Regions from separate parts of the Homo sapiens genome. Here regions 2 and 3 are each linked to region 1. The links are chromatin contacts, found by Hi-C or POLR2A ChIA-PET in ENCODE. All regions are on one chromosome and are shown on one strand. Each heading gives the region's core, a stretch centred on a gene start or an enhancer-like site at or near the end of the contact. The rest is flanking DNA. Distances are from core to core; before and after follow the strand shown.

Region 1 (4,788 bases), core at 866-3,365:
TAGAATGGTTTGCAGATACCCCAAACATACTATGATAAAATCAAATTGTGCTACTTTTGACCCATGTAATTTACCTAAAAGTTGTAATTGCTGACAGAGTACTGCCTTGAATTTTGGTTTAAAACCTCTCTAGTTTCAATGACAAGTAACAACTCAAATAATTCCATATTGTTTGAGGAAGAGGCCATAATCCTTCTGAATTGTTGGCACTAAGTAATGGGATTTGGCCCAGTAAGTATGACGGTCGTGTCGCCTAACCAACGCAGAGCAGTGCTTTTTGTGTGGCTGAAGCGATGTGCTGACGAAAAAAGGAAAATTCTAGGACAATCGTTGGCTAAAAATCACCTTAGGATGAAAAATTTGAGGCAAATTTTTTTAAATGACAGAAAAAGATAATCATCTCACTTGCTTGAAACAGGAGCCAGCATGATCTCTGGAAGCATCAACTATCCCTCGTCGTGATTGTTGAAAGCTCTTTCACTGTTTTGCATTCTAGTTTGAATAGTTTGTATTGAAATTGGATTCCTATCTTGTGTATGTTTTTGGTGCGTAAAAGGGAAAAATTGGTGTCATTACTTTTGAAATTTGCAGGACGAAGGGCATGCTTTTGGTTTGCTGTAAGATTGTATTCTGTATATATGTTTTCATGTAAATAAATGAAAATCTATATCAGAGTTATATTTTAATTTTTATTCTAAATGAAAAAAACCCTTTTTACTTCAAAAAAATTGTAAGCCACATTGTTAATAAAGTAAAAATAAATTCTATGGTGGTGTTTGGGTCTTTGTGTTGAAGGTCATTCAATATTATCTTTAGCGTCTGCATTAGTTATTTTGTTCTGAATTTTTTGTTTTGTTTTTGCCACACACTAAAGCCTTATTTCTAGGTTGTTAACGACCACGGCTCTCAAAGTCCTGTGTGACCTCTCAGAGTCACCTCCTAGCTCCAGAATGGAACTTTCTGGTCGAGGAACTTGTGTTTATTCTTTTTAGTTGTTAAAACATTCTCGTGTATCCTCACACAACTACCTCTAGCCCTCCCACTTTCAATCATTTCCGTTATTCTGGGATTTCCTGATGCCTTAGTAGAAAGACTGCTTTATTACTATGAGAGCAATAATTAAATAACCACATTTACATTTATCATTTTTCTTTAAGTGTCACACATAGGTTTTAGGCAATGAAGTTGGGATAGGAAGAGAGACCTTTGCCATCCTACCCCATCTCTCGGATCTCTCGCAGGCAGAACCTGTCCCCTTCCTCTGTCACCACAGGTTCAGGTAGCGTCTCCTAGGGACAGGGTTAAGGGAGAAGGAAAGCATCTCCTAGGGACAGAGTTGAGGGAGAAGAGGAGAAAAAGCACTGAGGTAACGGAGGTGGAGGAGTGTTGAACGATTTCTTTTTTTCATACATCCCAGATGATTTCAAGTATCTTGCTTCACCTTGTTTTTTACTTTATTGCTTTCTTTTTAGAGACAGGCTCTCGCTCTGTCACCCCAGAGTGCAGTGGTGCAGTCATTTACTTCTCTTTAAATATTATTTTTGCTCTGATGGCAATCACATTCTACATATAGAAATTTTTCTTTTGTTTTAATTATGGAAACTTTTTTTTTGAGACAGGGTCTCACTGTCACCCAGGCTAGAGTACAGTGGCATGATCACGGCTCTCTGGAGCCTCAAACGCCTGGGCTTAGGTGATCCTCCCACCTTAGCCTCCTGAGTAGCTGGGACCACAGGCATGCCACCACATCTGGCTGGGAAACTTTTTTTAATAGGAAAAATGAGGCCTAAGAGGGCAAAATGGGAAACATATTGTTCATTTCCTCAAAATACACCGGAAGCAAATAGATAAAGGGTGAAATGGCTGAGTAAATAGGATGGTTGTACTTCAATTTTGCACCTGAAGATCTTTGAGAAGAGAAAGACCAAAGATATAAGAGAGTGGAAGCTGAACTCTGTTTTGCACCTCTAAATTGAATGAATCAAGGCAAGAAAGAAAATCTGTATTTCTTTTCATGTTACCACCGAAAACCTATTTTTAATTCTTCTGCTCTTTAGTGAGGCTGTTTGCTCAGTTCACTGGAAGTTACTTCCCCTTTGTCTTGGGGTTTGTGCTGTGACTATTTCAAGTCTGTGAAAGAGCATGATGCTTACTGGAGTTTCAAGGACTGTGTTTAAAGAAATGCCGTTTATGTCAATGTGACCTTGGGTGATTCCATGTGAAGACTGGACATATTATCAGTTTGGTGAAAATACAACATCAAAATAATAGATGGGATGCAAAGGTTTACTTGGGGATAGTTTCATCAAGAGGTTTTTATGTTGTCAGCCCAAGCCTGGGTTATAACACATTCCATTTAATGCAGTTCATTTGTTGTGTCAAAGTATGTTGTTTTGTGTTCTCTATAACTAATATGTCTAAATGGTGCATCATAGTAATAAGTAAAAAGGAAACTCTTCCTTTGTTATTCTGAAGTCCGATCAACACACAGTGACCACTACCACCATGTCTTCCCACCAACCCCAAAATTTCTTTTATCATAGGTATTGCCATCTTTTGCTTAGAATTTTTGGAATAGGAGATGTACATTGGCTAGGAGAAAGAGTACAAACGTTGCACTTTTTACTAGGTTCAAATACTCATTCTACTACGTGCAAGGTATGTTGTACAAAGCCTCAGTTTTCTTTTCTGTAAGAGGTGGATAGTGCTACTCCTACATGGTTGGTAGGAGGATTGGATGTTAGATAAACATTGTGTGATTCTAGGCAGAGTTAGCATGAGGTAGTGAACCAGATTCCCAGCATCACTGGGCACCATCAACTCCTGGGCCTTTGAGCACTTGCTCATTGGAACATCCTGGCTGCCACTACCATTGTCTCCTTCACATCCACCTTGGCAGAAACTTCAGCCACCAGTCCCAATCCAATTAAGTCATTGAGAGTTTGGGCCCTACCCACCAAACTTAGATTCAAATGAAGTACACACCATGGTGTGCAGGATTTGGCTTCCCCAACAGTCAACCAGAAGGGCTGCGTGACACCACTCTCAGGTAAAGCAGAATTTGTGTCCCAGGGTACCAGCTTGGATCAGTGAGAGATGGGAGGGAGCTAGCAGCAGTGTCCTTTCCCTTTCCCTGGATGATGTATTCTGAAAAATGGTAGTTTTGTTTAGCCTGACTAGAAACCTTGAGAGAGAAACCTTAAGCTGAGGTCAACTCTATAACGTACCACCTGGTATTTGCTTTCCAGCCCTACCTGCCTCAATGTCTATTTTCCCTTATTCCTGCTGCCTCGATGTTTCATTCCACAATAAAATATTAGCACATATGCTTTGCCTCAGACTTTGTTATCTTTGAAGCCCAGATAAGACAATTTGTGCAAGAAGCTTATAAAACAGCTTCTCAGCTAGGAGTTTGCAGTCAGATTGCCACCTCTCTGAAAGCAGTAGGGACCCTTTTGCTCTTGGTAAGTAGGGGATAATAATCCTGACACTCTGGCATCATAGTCACTAAAGCTTTTGCTTCTGGTTGAGTGCACAGCAGGTGGAAGGCATGGGTGTGGGAGATTAACTGGCCACTGCTTATAGTAGGGGCAATGATATTAATGAAGACATCTCTATGGTTTTTGCTTTTATTCTCTTGTTTAAGAAAACGTATCTATTCCTAGGACATAGACATATTCTCCTTTATTTTCTTTTAAAAGTTTATGTTTTGTTTTCCCCAAACTCTCTAGAATTTTCTTTGTGGCGGTACTACCAGTATTATCCAAAGTGGTTCAAGTGCAGTGGGTCACCCGTGTAATCTCAGCACTTTGGGAGGCCAAGGCAGGAGCATCACTTGAGCCCAGGCATTTGAGACTACAGTGAGACCACATCTCTACAAAAAAAAAAAAAAAAAAAAAAAAAAAAATGGAAATAATTAGCTGGGAATGTTGATGCTTGCCTGTGGTCCCAGCTACTTGGGAAGTTGAGGTGAGAAGATCACTTGAGCCCAGGAGTTAGAGGCTGCAGTGAGCCAAGATCGCACCACTGCACTCCAGCCTGGGCGACATAGTGAGACTCTACATCTAAACACACACACACACACAAAGTGTTAGCGCTAGCTTCCACTCCTGGCATAGGAAATTCATCCCTGCTCTGCACCTTGACAACATGCAGTGGTGTTTTTCATGATTGCTAATCTGACAAGTGTGCAATGATGTGGAATGCACATGTAGGCCAGTGAAATTGCCCTATTCTATTCTAATTGCCCAGGGTCTATCCTTTCCCCATTGACTGGCCATCCCACGTGTCATATTTCAAGTTTACATTCAAGTGCAGGTCTACGTCAGGTCAATATTTGGTTTCATTGGTGTGTGCGTCTATCCTGATCAATGCTGTCATCACACTATCTAATAACCCCTGTTACTTGGTAAAGGAAATTTTCCTGCCTTATTGTTTCTATTCAAAGTTGTCTTGCTTATTCTTGATATTTTATTCTTCACTATGAATTTAGACTTGTTCAAGTCTAGAGAAAACTTTGTTAGGGTATTGATTGGATTTGTATTAATTAAATTTATAAAAATTTGGGGACAATTGACTTCTTTTATACTATTGACTATGCAGAAGAGGATATAATTTTTAATTTATTCGTGTATTTTACATGTCCTTCAATGAGGTTATGTTTTTCTCTGTAAAAGTCTTGCATGTATTTTGTTAAATGTTTTCTAAATGCTTTATAATTTTTTACTATCTTTTTTTCTGTTATGTTTTGTTCATTATTACTGAAACTCTACTTTTTTTAATATTCTA
Region 2 (4,391 bases), core at 1,803-4,302, 160 kb before region 1:
TGGGGACACAGAGCCAAACAATATCATGTACCGTGATGTGAAAAAGTTTGGGAAGTGCTGGTCCTATTTGTCATTTTATGACATTCTGCATACATTTAGAGGTCAAATTTGTCAAGTTCCCTAAAAAAACCTCCAATGGAATTTTGATTGGAGTTGCATAAAACTTATTAATGGAGGAATTGAAATTATTATGATTTCAGTTTGCATTTTCTAACAAATGCATTGCAAATGTAAGAAATTATATTTTAATGGATGGACTCAGTGCTGAGTGCTGACAAGCATCCCAGGTGAGTAATAAACCCCTGCCTTCAAGTAGTTCATAGCTTAAAGCTATATGCTTGGAAATGGACAAGGGAGAGTTACAAAATATGGAGGTATTAATGGGACATTTTGACTATACTAAGAAATATACAAACTCTCGTGTTAAAGAATTCAAAGGGAGAAGAGACCATATCAGTGTGTCAGTTTTCTTAATGATTTGGTGAGTACCTACATTGTGCACCTTAAGATGGGATATTTTATCCCTGACGTTATTTTACCCTGAATCACTGTTAAGATGCTCATAAATGCCGGGCACGGTGGCTCACGCCTGTAATCCCAGCACTTTGGGAGGCTGAGGAGGGCAGATCACAAGGTCAGGAGATCGAGACCATCCTGGCTAACACAGTGAAACCCCATCTCTACTAAGAACACAAAAAATTAGCCGGGCGTGTTGGCGGGCGCCTGTAGTCCCAGCTACTCAGGAGGCTGAGGCAGGAGAATGGCATGAACCCGGGAGGCGGAGCTTGCCGTGAGCCGAGATTGTGCCACTGCACTCCAGCCTGGGCAACAGAGTGAGACTCTGTCTCAAAAAAAAAAAAAAAAAAGGATGCTCATAAATGCCTCAGTGAAACTTAGGGTTACCCTCTCCTTTTCAAAGAAGAGATCCACCTTTTCTTTTTTAACTGAGAGCCTTCCTCCTCTTCCCTTGCAGAAAGATTGTTAATTTGTTTTATATAGGAGGAATCCTGTAATAAACCATGTCATTATTAATTAAAAATAACACATGCTGGGTCCTGAGGGAACTCAACATGGAGAAAAGCAGCCACTGAAATTTTAACAGGAGTGTTTTTTTTAGACGATTTATTTAATTATCTTTACTATTCCGAGCAGTGGAGGAACTGGGCCGTTGGCAGGCCCTTATGCGCTTGGATGGGAGTTGCTCTCTCTTAACAGGCAGTTTAGAGCTACAGAGTCAGTAATTTTAATCTCCCAGTGAAAAATGGCATTTGGAATTGGCCTTGAATAGTGGAGGATGTGGGTCATGGAGGGTCTGAAAGACCCTGGGCCTTGAATCTCCATGTCAGCCCGCAAAACACTGAGGTTAGACTCTTTAAACTTTACTTTCTTCATCTGAAAAATGAAAAGTGCTTCCTATTACTTAACCTCCCAGAATGGTGGTAAGAATGAAAAGGAATTCCATATATTGGCTCTCAGCAGGTGTGACTTTACTGTTCTCTGCAATTGTTGATCTTACTTCCTATAGTGAAATGGTTCCTTTCATAAGAAAATACTCCAGTGATTCTCCAGGAAAAAAATAGAAGGAAAGAAGATTTCAAAGGATAAGCTCATTTTTTCCAATCCTAGAGAATCAGCATCTCTGCCCTGGTTCTCTTGTCTGAATTGGAGAACAAGTGGCTGTAACCCTCTGACCCTCCGGCTTGTTTCATTTATACCGCGGGGCAAGATGGTAGAGAACACTTACCACATGATTGGAAGTACTTTGAGGAAGAACTAGATAAAAGTGAGTCATTAATTAATTGTTAAGAGTCAGCAGCTGCACACTCAGGCGTCTCGTTTGATGGGAAAGGGAAGCAACTTGAGTGAATTTAAATCACTTCGCATGTATGACAGTGTATTAAAGTAATGAGCCATGCATCTGGCCAAGTTGGCGTTGTCAAGCTTTGACTTTCTCTGTCTGTCTCTCTCTCTCTGTCTCTGTCTCTCTCTGTCTCTATGTCTCTCTCTCTGTCTCTGTCTGTCTTTGTCTCTCTCTTTCTCTTTCTGTCTCTCTCCTTCTCTGTCTCCCTCTCTGTCTCTCTCTCTGTGTCTCTCTGTCTTCATCTCTCTCTGTCTCTCTCAGTCTCTGTGTCTCTCTCAGTCTCTCTGTCTCTCTCTCTTAGTCTCTCTCTGTCTCTCTGTCTCTCTCCCTCTCTGTCTCCCTCTGTGTCTCTCTCTGTCTCTCTGTCTTCCTCTCTGTCTCTCTCTGTCTCTCTCTCAGTCTCTGTCTGTCTGTCTCTCCCTCTCTCTCTCTCTGTGTCTCTCTCTGTCTCTCTCTCTCTGTCTCTCTATCTTCCTCTCTCTCTGTCTCTTTCAGTCTATCTCTGTCTCTCAGTCTCTCAGTCTTTGTCTCTCTCTGTCTCTCTCTCTCTCTCTGTCTCTCTCTTTGGTAGCACCTAGTTTAATTCCTGTAGCTTACATGCTACAAAAAGATTTTACAAAATCCAGCAATAAACAAAATGAAACTTCCTGATATACCATAACTGATACCTGTGACTCTGGGAATTTCTTAAGACATCCGGAAATAAGTGTACCTTTGTACGTGAAGGACGTTTGTTTTCCCCAAGATCTAGGTCAAATTAAGAACAGACTTGTGTCCCATCCAGTTTGAGATAGGCTGGTTGGCTTTCTCAGGGACCTTGTGTTTGCAGCTCTGTGACAGTATTCAGTTTTAAACTTTGGATTTCTTTCTCCTGAATGAGCAAAAGTAATGCTTTTGCAGAACGCCGGGGAATTAATTGCTGCTAAGATTTGAAGAAAGACATGTGCACAGTTCCTAGCTCTGTATTTTTACCCCAGGAGTACTGCGAACTTGATGATTTTGGTTTAGTGACTTCCTTGCCAGCGGACTTACGTTTTTTGTTTGCATGTTGACTGCTTTGCCTAGAAGTTCTGAGGGACATAGTTTAAAGATGTCTTGCAGTGCACCTGGTTAATGAATCCACCCACGGAAACTCTGCCTCCGTGTCTCTGACTTTGTCTTCTGCGATCCCTCGTGTGGCCCTGCTCCAGTGGGCTTGGCTTCCTTCCCTTTTGTCAGAGATGCCAAGTTGGTTTATGGCCCGGGGCCTTTGTACAGGCGGCACTCTCTGCCTGGAACACCCTTCCCTCAGATAATTGCATGGTTTACTCTCAATTCCTTTAAGTCTCTGCTAAAATGTCATTTTTTTCATGAGGATTTGAGGAATTGTGTACAAATAAAATCAGCCCCACCCTGGCAGATTTATTTCCCTTTTTAGCATTTTTATTGTCTGATAACATATTTGCCACTTGACCATTCGTCTGTCCTAGCCCAGAATAGAAGACGCGGAGACGCGAACCTTTATTATTTTCTCGCTCCAGTTCCCTCAGCATTTGGGCTGTGTATTTACTGAAGGATTGAGTGGATATTCTTCTATCAGTATGACTGATGTGTCATATTGTGGCTCAAGGCATATTTAACAGAGCCACTGTGTTACATTCCTGCTAATGAAAGGTAAATGTTATTTCACTCATTCAAGTCATAAGATTCTTGATTGAGCCCAGGTGCCAGGTACAAGTCCAAGTACTTGGGCATTGGCTGACCTGGAATTCAGGTCATGTATTTCTAAGTGGGGACAATATCACCTCCAAAGAGGTGAAAAAAAAATCATGCTTTTAAAATGTGCCAAGCACAGATGTCAGTATAACACATAAAAAGATATGAAGGATATCTGTGGTTTTACAATTTCATGAGGAGGAGGTGTTTAGAACAAATATCTAAAAGGGCTTCTTAGGGGCATGATAATGAGAGAAAAAAAGGTTGTGAAACCGTGGTCTTTAGGGCAGAGAATATCAGTGAGAACAGGCAAGAAGGTTCTGGCAGAATGCCTCCTGTGTCCCCATGAATTTGCCACTTTCTCTTCTTCCCAGCATTAGCCAGAATTTCATGGTCAGACCTACAAGTACCAGCTCCAGTGGACACTTCTGTGTTGCAGTTAATTCTTCTCCATTCAATATTCCTTAGAGTTCTCAGAAAATCATTTCTTCCTTAAGATGGTGCATATCTTTGTGGTTTGCAGCCACCGTCTTAGACTGTCCCAAGTTGTGGTTAGGATAATACTGAATTGTGGTGTTCTATGACTTGCTGATTTTTTGGAATTTATAACGAAGTCAAATATCTTTTTCATCCAGAGATACAATTTTGTCTTCCAAATGACGCCCACCAGGGGTTTTTGTGCATTTCCTTGGTGGTTTAATAGAATTTGAAACCTAATATTTCATGTCATTTTGTTACATAAATTAGTGTTTTCCTTACGCAGGTTCACACAAGGATCTGACTCAGATCTTTTACCTTCTCCTCTGTGGACCAGGTCAGCGTGGCCAGAAGCTAT
Region 3 (4,889 bases), core at 1,213-3,712, 230 kb after region 1:
GCAATAGTTCTACTTAAAGACTGTTCCATGAAAGGAACAAGCTCTCATGACTCTCCATGCCTTCACCAATGGGCTAATTGCTGAACACATTCACTAGTTTTTTTTTGGAGAATATAAATTACTGTGGTCAGTAATCAAAAGCCAATGGACAGTGTTTCTCTTGAGTGGCTGTATTACCAATCATGCTTTATTTTTATTCTCCTTCCTTCCTTCCATAGGGGAGGAAAGACTTTTTCTCTCTCCTGTTAGGTTCTGTGGTTGGTCCTGAGAATTAAATAGACAAAAGACAGGTTAATAGGAGGGAAAGCATACAAATGTTATTTGATACTAATGTGTTTATGTGTATATGGGGCCTTTCATATGTAAGAAATGAGAATTCAAAGAGGTGAAAAGGCACAAGAACCTATATATCATTTTAACAGATAATAATAAATTATGGAGACATGGACAGTCAAGGGAGAAAGGGGTTTGGGTTTGGGGAGGCAAACCATGGGACAGTTACTAAGAAATACATAGGGAAAATTAATGGAAGGCAAATATAATTTTAGTAGGCTTGTTTGTATGGATTCATCTCAGCTTCGACTCCCCATCTCTGACAAAAATTCTCTCCTCTTCCTGGCACCTGGGGGGTACTTTTCTTACAGAAAATTTATGCCCCACTTTTATATACATAGAAAGTGGGGAGACAGCTCTTCCTGGATCTGCTATTTCTCAATCATCTTCAGCTCTAAATAATCTTCCTGGATCTGCTGTTTCTTGATCATCTACAGCTCAAAATAATCAATGTCCCAAAATAATATATTTTGGGGTGGCATACTATGACCCCTTTCACGTGTTTTCTTCTCATCTTTTTCTTCCTTTCTTTCATTCTTGTCCTTCTTTCATCTTTTTTCTCTTTTCTTTTTTCTATTTTTTGTAGCCTCTGGTTGTTTTTACATCACATTTTAACTAAATAAAGCAATAAAACTGTTTCTTCTGATTGTTTTTGCAGCAAGTATTCATCACATTTATAACTAAATAAGACACTAAAATGATTTCCATCTTGAAGAAAAAAGTGCTTCAAAATAAACACAATGATACCTTAAAATTGAACCACAATTTCTACCTGTTTCTCTTCCAATTGTTTGTTGAGGTTTCTGATGAGAATCGCTGGGTTGGCTTGGCAGAGAGACAGATCCTGAAGCATCTATTTCTGTTTTCTGCTTCTGTTTTGGCTCGAATTCTGGGTCTACCAGTAGTCTAAATGACCTCCACTTCCTCACTTTGACTCTACATACGTCTGACTGGCTGTGTTTGAGCCTGCCATACAAACAGAGGTGTGCAGTTCTCTTTAAACACCACTGTTCCATATATTTTCTTTCATACGATATTGAGTTAGACTCAGCAACCACCCCAATTATTCTGCCAGTTTTTCTTTATTATGCTTGACAACTACTTGGTGAGAGAATGGATTTTTCTTTGTGAAGTCAGCACACAGCCGCCGGTTGATTCTCTGAGAGAACAAGATATTTCACGAGTAACTGGATAAATGGGCCAACCTGACAGGACAGCAGGCCCTTGCCTCCAACAGTGCAAGAGAGCCTCTGTCAAGAGACCATGGCATTCCTCCCGTTTGGGAACTGATGACAGGATGGCTACAGTAAGCTGCAGCCAGATATTCTGCTAAGGAAACGAATAAGCAGAGAGATGAATATTTTGTATGCTTCCCATGTGTTCAGCTCTATCAGGCAGTCTCTCACACTTTATCTAATACATCTTCTCTGCTCTTCTTGACATAAAATTATCTTAAATTTTTACATGCAGAAAACTTATATATAAGGAACTAAAAAAATTAATCTGTTTAAAAGTTATACAGTGCGCAAGTGAGAAGCCAGATTTCAAAGAGAAACCAAACCTCTTGGAAACTTTGAAGGCCGACAGCATGGAGGTGGTTTGAGTGGACCCCAAACGGATGTGAACTGCCTCCTGACACTGGCCCAGTAAATGACTGGTTGTGGTGTACTGAGATAAACACTTTTAATTATTTTAAATATGAAGTAAAATCTAGAAAAAAATGTCCAGCAGAAAAAAAAAAAAAAAAAAACAACAACCAGCTCTTCTGGTTGTCATGGAGATAAGCCATTTAGCACTGCAAAGCCTTCCATGGGGAAGCAACGGCAATGGAGATTTCCAACTCCCAAGAACCGCATTCAAGGAGAGTTTCAACTTCCACTTGTCTTCCGAGGTCTGTTGTCTCTGAAAAAAAAATTTGTTGGGGAGGTAGGTATTTAAACTCATTTCCTGGGATAGAAAATCTAAGTAGCACATGCATATCCACAGAGCTTTGTTTCAGGACCCATAATGGGAACAAGTTTCCATTTCCTGTGAGGTGTGTACATAGTGTGTGTGTGTGTGTGTGTGTGTGTGTGTGTGTGTGTGTTAGAGAGAGAGAGAGCACCAATGAGCTCTCTAGAAACCATCGGAAGTGCCAGCTTGTAGAAGTAAACATAAAGCCCAGGCAAAGGACGAAAGAGAAAAAATTAGTTTGTCTCTAAAAGGAAACAGCCTTTAGATAGGAATGCATGTGAATCAGAAGAAACATGAAACTCTCATTCCTGGCTATACCATCTGCCCCACTTGTGAGGCACCGGCTAATTGTTGAGACACTGCTAGTGAAAATTGTGCAGGTTCACAGACTCTTAGGCAGCTGCTGTTTAGGGAAGTGTGGCGGCCGAGGGCCGACCTGGACTTCCGTTCTGGGAACTGGGGCTTCTCAGGAGAGTGGGTTTAGGGTAGCTGTGGCATGGAGGGTCCACAAGTTTCAGAAAATAGTGCCAGAGTGAAGTTACACTGGAGAAGAAGAGGTGGTCATACTACGGCATTCATTGCAAGGATGGAGACAAGGAGGTGAAGGCAGGCGGAGGCCCAGGTGCCAACTGATAGAGACAGGAGTACAGAGAAGACATGAGGGAGGATGGATAGAAGACAGAGTGGCTGAGGTTCCCTGCTGTGCTGAAGTTTTCAACGCAGTGCCTAAGCCTTAGCCCTTGGGTGGTGGGGAACAAGTCAAGCACACAAGGGGAATTAGAGAAGACCCACGCCTCCTTCTCTAGACGTGGAGGCAGGGAGTCAGGGAGGGCACATGGTTCATGTGGGTGCACACAGGAAATGAGAGAACGGAAACCACAAGTCAAGGGGCTTGCTGTCTTCTTGTCTGTTTGGATAAAAATAGAGCTACTGACTCAGCAGACAGTTTTCAACCTACCTTCAAGGCTCCCTGCTATAATTTTTTATTTCATTTCTTAATTTAAATTAGTTGATCACAGAAAAAGGCAGGTGATTTAAGCAGACCATATACTTCATTTAAGTCAAGGAACCATCATTGACACACCTAGCATTGTTGCATGCATATTCGTTGAAAATTCATCCATGAACTAACCATCATGATTAGGTACTGGTGATGGACAACTAAAATGATGGTAACTAAGTTAATGTACATTCCATATGTTATTCATTTCCAACATTTTTGATAAAGTAAGGAAATGGATAAGAGGGATACATTTTCAAGTCTGATAATGAAATAGATGTGCAAAACTGACAGTGGGACATATGTGGTTTTCAGAAGGAAAATGTTCATGAAAAAAGAGCTTCTCCATGATGGTCAAATGACAGGAAAGAAGCTGCATGCAGATGAGAAGAACTAGCACAAAGGGGAGTGTGAGAAGATGGGATAGCGGAAGCAGAGGTTGCATCAAACACTCGGAAGAGATCTTCTTATGAACATGACTATATCCATCAGTGTTTTCTCCTTCTTCTCCTAAAGAAGCAAGCAGACAAACAAACAAAAAACTAGAAGAATTTCCTAAGTCCTGCAAATTCAACTGTCCATGAAATTTAGAAATCAGATGATATGCTGACTTCAAAATACCTGTAGGGACTTTCAAAAGCCCCAAATAAGGCAGAAGCAGATGGAAGGAAGAGCAGTAGGAAAGAGTAGGAAAAATCAGAAGCTCAGAGAGTAATGAGTGGACTCATAAGAAGGAAAATTCAGGAAGATCCATAAAAATGCAAAAACTGATAGTCTGGTAGTACAAGAGCTATATTTCTCATTTGCAACAGTGGATATCTTGTGCCAGGACAAGGAAAGCTGGTGGTAGAAGTCACGATGGCCCCAGAAATGGAAATCCAGTCTCACACAGAAGAGCAATATTCACAGTGAGCATTCTGTTTCTGTGGCAGTGAAGGAATAAGCCCTTTGCTGTGAAGCCAGGACTGCCCTGCTTTGTCTCTGCCTATAGGACTAGTCTGCCAATAGCTGGGTCATAAAAAACCAAGTTTTTAATGATAAACAGTAAGAAAATTTATTGTGAATAAATATGTGGAAAAGATCTGCAAAGCTTTCCAACTGATACGGATTATTCTCCTAAAAACAGTGCCACTGAGCAAAGATGAACTGCAACCAAACATTTTGCCAGATTTTAAGGAGCATAATGAAGCAATTACTACTAAGAAGGAATGCCACAAAGTGGAAATGTAATAATTCCAGGAGAATGCCGAGAGACAACTGCAGGTTATAAGACAGGAATGAGGAGAACTCAGAAAATAAATAGAAGAAAAAGCGAAACCGTCATAGAAACGAAAAGGAAATCCAGTGGTCACAAGAGAGAATCGACGGCGTGATAAAAAGACAAAGAGTCCTGAAGGATAGAAATGAGAAAAATAAAGTAATATAGTAACATATAGTGAAAAAGCCCTAGAAAGAAAATGATAGATGTAAAATAAATGTCACTGGATTTTTTCTTTCTTTCTCTCTCTTTTCTTTCTTTTCTTTCTTTCTTTCTTTCTTTCTTTCTTTCTTTCTTTCTTTCTTTCTTTCTTTCTCTTTCTTTCTTTCTTTCTTTCTTCTTTCC

The links. A loop is a pair of places that touch in the nucleus more often than their neighbours do. ChIA-PET counts read pairs that join two places held with the same protein, here RNA polymerase II (POLR2A). Pooled maps may share reads with other maps.
Region 2: a pooled map shows a loop between it and region 1 (2.3-fold over the local background). The contact joins two enhancer-like sites. A Hi-C loop is called at or near these places in 1 of 50 pooled maps. POLR2A ChIA-PET finds 5 or more read pairs at or near these places in 3 of 52 experiments (B cell, GM12878 and OCI-LY7).
Region 3: a loop to region 1 is called in a pooled map, with 2.9 times the contacts of the local background. The contact joins two enhancer-like sites. A Hi-C loop is called at or near these places in 2 of 37 single-sample maps with no recorded cell type and 6 of 50 pooled maps. POLR2A ChIA-PET finds 5 or more read pairs at or near these places in 3 of 52 experiments (OCI-LY7, WTC11 and activated CD4-positive, alpha-beta T cell).

Annotation. Positions count from the first base shown.
Region 1 is chr10:7,154,603-7,159,390 of GRCh38, reverse strand. SFMBT2 (Scm like with four mbt domains 2) reads left to right here. Exons shown (of 21, transcript NM_001387889.1): 21 at 1-767. Among named protein-coding and RNA genes, the nearest start is that of SNORD129, 30 kb to the left of the region's middle. Within about 2 kb of position 2,115, at least 2 of the 41 ENCODE cell types and tissues checked have a DNase peak (open chromatin) inside an H3K27ac peak, as active enhancers do; they include B cell, where a contact is called at or near this core.
Region 2 is chr10:7,317,677-7,322,067 of GRCh38, reverse strand. The region is part of intron 4 of SFMBT2 (Scm like with four mbt domains 2); the gene reads left to right. Among named protein-coding and RNA genes, the nearest start is that of SFMBT2, 91 kb to the left of the region's middle. RefSeq lists an enhancer at 2,643-2,712. Within about 2 kb of position 3,052, at least 4 of the 41 ENCODE cell types and tissues checked have a DNase peak (open chromatin) inside an H3K27ac peak, as active enhancers do; they include B cell, where a contact is called at or near this core.
Region 3 is chr10:6,925,969-6,930,857 of GRCh38, reverse strand. The region is part of intron 3 of LOC105376387 (a long non-coding RNA gene); the gene reads left to right. Among named protein-coding and RNA genes, the nearest start is that of LINC00707, 150 kb to the right of the region's middle. RefSeq lists enhancers at 2,723-2,812, 2,544-2,963. Within about 2 kb of position 2,462, at least 13 of the 41 ENCODE cell types and tissues checked have a DNase peak (open chromatin) inside an H3K27ac peak, as active enhancers do.